Regions from separate parts of the Mus musculus genome. Here region 1 is linked to region 2. The links are chromatin loops, found by intact Hi-C in ENCODE. Cell type or tissue: heart. All regions are shown on one strand. Each heading gives the region's core, and the rest is flanking DNA. Links, peaks and the distances in the headings are about the cores only. Region 1 has its middle 30 kb from the start of Cd28. Region 2 has its middle 54 kb from the start of Gm38388.

Region 1 (2,924 bases), core at 277-2,776, 63 kb before region 2:
CCAAGAGACATCCAGGAGTCTACCACACTCCTCAGCTTTCTGATTGTTTCACTTAATGATAGATATGTTATCAGAAGACATAACCTCTTGTCTTACATAACTGTTGTAGTACCCATCCCTCCCAAATTACTCTGCTCATTAGACCTGTGTTAGTTGGATCCACTGACATACTAAGGCATGAAAGATCCTAAAGAATGGAGCCAGGGTTCTTGTGCACAACTGTGTGATAACATCTGGCCAGATGTGTAAGCAAGCTTGCTCTTACCTCTGGAGTCTACCTTGATGACCACAATACCCAACTATTGACCCCATGGTTGTGAGGGTCACCTTGTTTCATTTTGTCTTCCTTTCCCTATACATAATAGGAGAATTATCCAAGGTGACTCCCAGACAACTTCAACATTGGAAAGGAAAGAGAATGTCTCCACACTTCAACTGAAGGTAAACTAGTCCAAGAAAGGACTTACATGTCAACTTGGAACTTCTCTGAGAGCTTCTGGGATGGTACCAAGAAAGAAGCTATGTACAGAGGAGGCTTGGGAGTGACTGGGCCAGTTCCCTTCTTGTGTCCTTTGGAGTTGCTGACTTCTAAAGGCACAGAGAATTCCTGACTGGGACTTCCCTCTGGCTTCCACTCACTGAGGAGGAATGGAAGAAGACTCTCTGGTGAGTGGATTAGAATCCCACCTGGTGTTTACACCAAGCTACAGGATGTGCTTAACATCCTGGCATGAATGGGCCAGTGCTTGGCGGCAATGAACAGCACCTGCTTCGAGTATCTACTTGGCCAAATAAACGAACGATACTCGAATATCAAGTAATTTAAGAACCAAATATATGGATGCTCAATAGCTCAAAGACCTCTGAAAGGCAAAGCAGTAGTGGAAACCACATCGATACAAGTTCTTCCTAAAGGAATGAGAAAAAGACGTAAATTTGTTTCTGTGCTATTAGCAGAAATCATGATATACTGCAACTAAATCATTACTGTTTTGGAAAGAAAAGATACTTGAGGTAAGAAATATTAATAAACAACCTATACTCAACATAGACCTATAAACCACAGAAATGGGAAGATTTAACCAGTCTCACACCTGGTGTTTATGGGTTTTGTTTTTTACAGCACATTTATTGGGGCATATAAATACAGAATATTTATATAAATACAGAATACAGATAATGTATATACATGCCATCGAACCTTAACAATATTTTAATTACAAACCTATTCCAAAGTCCAACCTAGGTCAGGAAACATTAGCACATCCTTTTCCTGTTTCTGCCTTATCCGAAAACTGGAACAAAACTCTTGGAAGGGATCCAGAGTATCAGGAAGAAATTGTTTTAAGTGTTGCTATGCATGAGCCAGGCAGCAGAGCAGCATGAGCTGACCTCCATAGCTGAGGCTCTTCCTATGTAATAATAACGCAAGTCCTAAAAAGACTCTGCTGTGCTCATTTCTGGCAGTGGGCAAGGGAATTTGTACAAATGGCTGACTCTCAGATCGGCTGTCACTCCTTCCTCTACTCCACACAGCCCCGTTAGCACTTACCTCATTCATTACACTGTAATTATTTGTTCACAGGCCTGTCTCCAGGACATGGAAAGGAGTTAAGAACACTAGCTCTGCAGCCAAACTGTCTAGATTTGAATCATAGCTCTGCCGCTAGCTCGTTTCTGTGGCTCTGAGCAAGTCCCTTAACTTGGCCAAGCTTCTGTTTTACCATCGCCAAAGCCCAGTTAATAATAGGTCATTAGAGTGTCAGCTGTGCAAACCTCGTGACAAATGGATGAAAGCCACATCCATCCTTAAAGAACATCTTCAGTAACTATTAGTGTTCTCACTTAGAGTAAAATCACTCATCTGTGTATTCCTGTCCCCAGTGTGCCTGACTCCTGAAGGCAAGAGAAACAGGGTAAGAAAGACAATGTCCTCGGCTGGTCTGCTACAGTGCACTAGTGGGACTTCTCTACTGTGTACACTAAAGAAGAATAACCAGGCATCTGTGGCCCAGCTCCAGCCATCTTCCTCTTAGGCAAGAGATGCCCTCACAGGGTATAACCCAAACCCTACATTCCCAGCTTCATCTTAGTGGGCAGACCCACATTTTTCCTCCCCAAAAGAAAGCAACTATTCTCTGTTTTCCTTCAAGAGCTAGCTTTGGTGCTGTCTCTGGGTCTCACTGGGAAAGATGAATTCCAGGTGGTGCTGGCAGAGTCACAGGTCCCCACACTGAGCTCTTCCCTGCAACCTAAACTGATCAGTCATAAGCAGGATAGTTTGACTTCCATCTGCCCTTCAGTGTGTCGTTTCTCAACATGTCCTGCTCATTGTGCCTCTAAGACTAAACAGAGAGGGATGGGGGAGGAGAGGGGAAAGGGAAGGGGAGGAGGAGGACTAGTTCTGCATCCAGATGGTAGCACACATCTGCAATCCCAGAAGCAAGGGGATTGAGGCAGGAGGACCACAAGTTCAAAGCCAACCTGAACTATGTATCAGGATCCTGGTCTTGGAAAAAGTAAAAAATTCAGATTTCTAATTTTTCCTGAGTTTAATGAAGTGTTGCATATGGGAGAAACTGAAAGGCAGACCTTGGCAGTACTGAAGAATTGAAGAGACCAGGTTTGACCTGTTCTGACCACTTTGGGCAGTATAACCTGGACTCTCTTGAACCTTTTGCCTTCTGTTTGGATTCCATCAATTACATGAGACTCTGTGGGTAGGAGGAGAGAAACCTAAGCATTTGTCAGTCTACCCTTGCCCTGACTGACTAGGTTTGACACTTATGGCAAACCTCTACATAGCTCTCACTCTGACTGTGTGGCCCTCTCTGCAGATCTAGCTCTTGCTGGGTTCTCCCCACTTGTCCCCAATGTCCCCTCAAGTCTAAGAGCAGTAACAGCTTTCCAACATGCCTAGTTTC
Region 2 (2,924 bases), core at 110-2,609:
CTTTTGAGTTGTTCTTGTCCCAAACGTCAGAGATCCCTACTGATGAATGTTTCACCTCCCTTAGGACAGGCATCCTATGTCTTAAGTACATTTCTTCCATGATGAGATTTTTTTTCTAGAAGTAAATTGCTACATATCATCAATATATAGGAAATGAAGCATTTCTGATTTGAGAGATGACTCAGCAGACAAAGGCACCTGCCACAAGATTGATGACCTGAGCTCTATTCCTTGGACCCACATGGTAGAAGGAAAGAACCTATTCACAGAAGTTGTCCTCTGACTATCACACTTTGGATACTCTGTGGTTCACATTCTACTTACAAAGACACACACACCAACACAAACACACACACACACGCACATGCATGTGCAGAAACAGATTTTATGTATAAATTAAGCATTTTAAAATTCTAGTTTCAAAGAAAAACAGCAATATCCCTTCTTACTCTTCTATCTACTGACTCATATGTTATATATGAAATTAATCTGGTAGAATCAGTGTTTTTATTGGGTTTTGTCAGAAATCAAAATGCATAATTAGGACAATTACATATTTGTATTTCTCACAGATACTAAATTGTTGTCACTGTTGTGCCTTATCTTTCTTCTATAGTTCAAAACTTTGGCTTTTCTCTTATTGGCTCCACTGAACACCAGAATTCGTGATGGTGTGCAACTGGGACCAGGTGCAAAACAGACCACCATGAGCACTCTGGTCACACACACAATCCTCTGCTCAAGCCAGTGGCCTCTCTGTCCTGCGACGGCGTTATGCTAGCACATCAGCTGGGTATCACCACTTCCCGTGGTATCTGTACAATACTACATATAGGCTTTCAACTGCAGCAAGAGTTTCTATTCTGTGTTGGATTATGTTCTCCTTAAAGATACACGAAAAGCCTAATCTTGATTCTGTTAATGAAACTAATTTGTAAACAGGATGTTGGCTGATATCATTGGGTTAAGATAAGGTCAGGCTAGGTTAAGGTGAGCCCTAAATCCAATATGGCTGATGTCCTTACAAGTTTGCACCCAGGAAGGGGGTGCAAAAGGCACATCCCTGGGAAAATGCCATATGAAGATAGAAATGCAGGACAGATGTTCAGCTTCAAGCCAAAGAATCCCCAGGATTGCCAGCAGCCAAGAGGCTGAGATATGCACAGGAGAGCCCTTTCATCAGGCCCCACCACAAGGACCCAACCTCACCAACATCTTACTTTTGGACTCCTAGACTCAAGAATTATAAGAGAATAAATTTTTTGCTAAACTATCAGTTTGTGCTACTTTGTTATGGCAGCCTGGGAAATTAATACAATTTCTCTCACGCTTTAGGGGAATTATTTGGTTCATGTAACAAACATTTATTCAGCACCTACTATCTGCCAGGGGATTTTTTTTTCTCTGGGTGTTATGAAAAGTACCATAAATAAAAAAAAAAAATGGTCTCTCTTCCAGGCTGGCTGAGAGATGAGGTCATATAAGTCTAGCGAGGGAGCGCTGTATGGGGTGTTGAGGAAGCAGGGAGGGAACAATTACCCAGGGTTCAGGGAAGGCACACTGACAGAGATAAAGGCACAGAAGAATCTTGAAGGATACAAGCAGTACCGGAAATCTGAGGCAGGAGAGAGTAAACAGTCCTCTCCCACGCCCAGTTCTAACTTCAGCCTCTTCCTGCAGCCACTTGGCTTCCATGGAGAATGAAAATGTGTGATTCTTCTGACTGATTCTCTGCACCCTGAAGTCTCTTGCCAGCTTGGCTTTATGAAACAGGTCTATTCTCTTAGGACTCAGTCAGGAGAAGGAACAGGAAGTCTAGTTTTTGGGGCAAGGGTTGTTTCAGTTTTTGTTTTGTCTTTTCATCTAGAAAAGACACATGTGACACAATACCATTTGTCTTTGAAGATATTATTGTTTTTTTGAGACAAAAAAAAACCCACTTTGAATCCAGACTAAAGACAGTCAGGTCCATCTGGGTGTGATGTTGTGCACCTGCAATCCCAGCTAAGGCAGAGAGAAGAATCACAAATTCAAGGCCTGTCTGGACAGCTTACCTAGAGCCTGTCTCAAAATCAAAATAATTTGCAGCTGTGTGAGTGTAGCTTAGTGGTAGGTGGTTTGCTTCACATACTCGTGAGTTCAATCCCCTGTTCTGGAGGGGGAGGGGAGTAAGGTACAAGTTCTTCCAAGATAGACTATTGGGTCCTTCCAATGACAAAAGAATACCGAGAAAACAGAAAGATGGCCAATATGAAAACATACCTGCAATCTGGAAAGCTGAGTAAATAAAAGACAATTTTTACAGAGGCAATCATCATATTAATATTGCAATAGATTGTTTTCCAGGTTGTTTCTGTATAGTCATGAGCAATGCGCCATCCAGCCTTTTACACACAGCATTACAGCATAAACATTTTCCTAGGCCTTGAGAAACTCATGATAAACATGATTTTAATGGCTCTGAAACATTTGATTGCATGCATGCCCATAGTTTACTTAACCAGGCTTAGAGCTGGCCATTAAGTCAGATCATAACTTATGAATATCCTTCAGATAAACATAGTGAGTTTTTGAGTGGTGATTTTTTACTAATTTCATCACAGATGAAATTAGATGTCTTTCGATGCAAGGACAGTTTTGTTATCAAGAAGTTGACTTCAAAACAAACACAACAAAAGACAAAGATTTGGACTTTATAATATAGAATAAAGGACAATGTGAGCTGCTCTCCCCTCCAACCCCATCCCCCAAAGATTTTCTTCTCTATCCTGAAGCTCTTTTTTGCTGGGACAACTCATCTCAGCTTCCTGGTAAAGCTAGGTGCAAAGCACTAAGTATTTTGGGACCTCTGTCCTCCTTATTACACTAAGTACTAGCCAAGTCTTCTATTGTTCTTGCTCAAGACAAGCACTTCAGTGCTAGCC

The links. Peaks named below come from ENCODE experiments on the same cell type or tissue, not always from the same donor. Only the 100,000 strongest peaks of a DNase experiment are listed, where the experiment ranks them.
Region 1: a loop joins it to region 2, with 3 times the contacts of the local background. A loop is called at or near these places in 3 of 42 quality-filtered maps.

Annotation. Positions count from the first base shown.
Region 1 is chr1:60,714,508-60,717,431 of GRCm38, reverse strand. No RefSeq gene overlaps it. Among named protein-coding and RNA genes, the nearest start is that of Cd28, 30 kb to the left of the region's middle. In heart, for the core only: no CTCF peak of the experiment used is centred there; DNase peaks (open chromatin) are centred at 661 and 1,551; H3K27ac peaks cover 323 bases.
Region 2 is chr1:60,651,536-60,654,459 of GRCm38, reverse strand. No RefSeq gene overlaps it. Among named protein-coding and RNA genes, the nearest start is that of Gm38388, 54 kb to the right of the region's middle. In heart, for the core only: no CTCF peak of the experiment used is centred there; a DNase peak (open chromatin) is centred at 1,619; H3K27ac peaks cover 650 bases.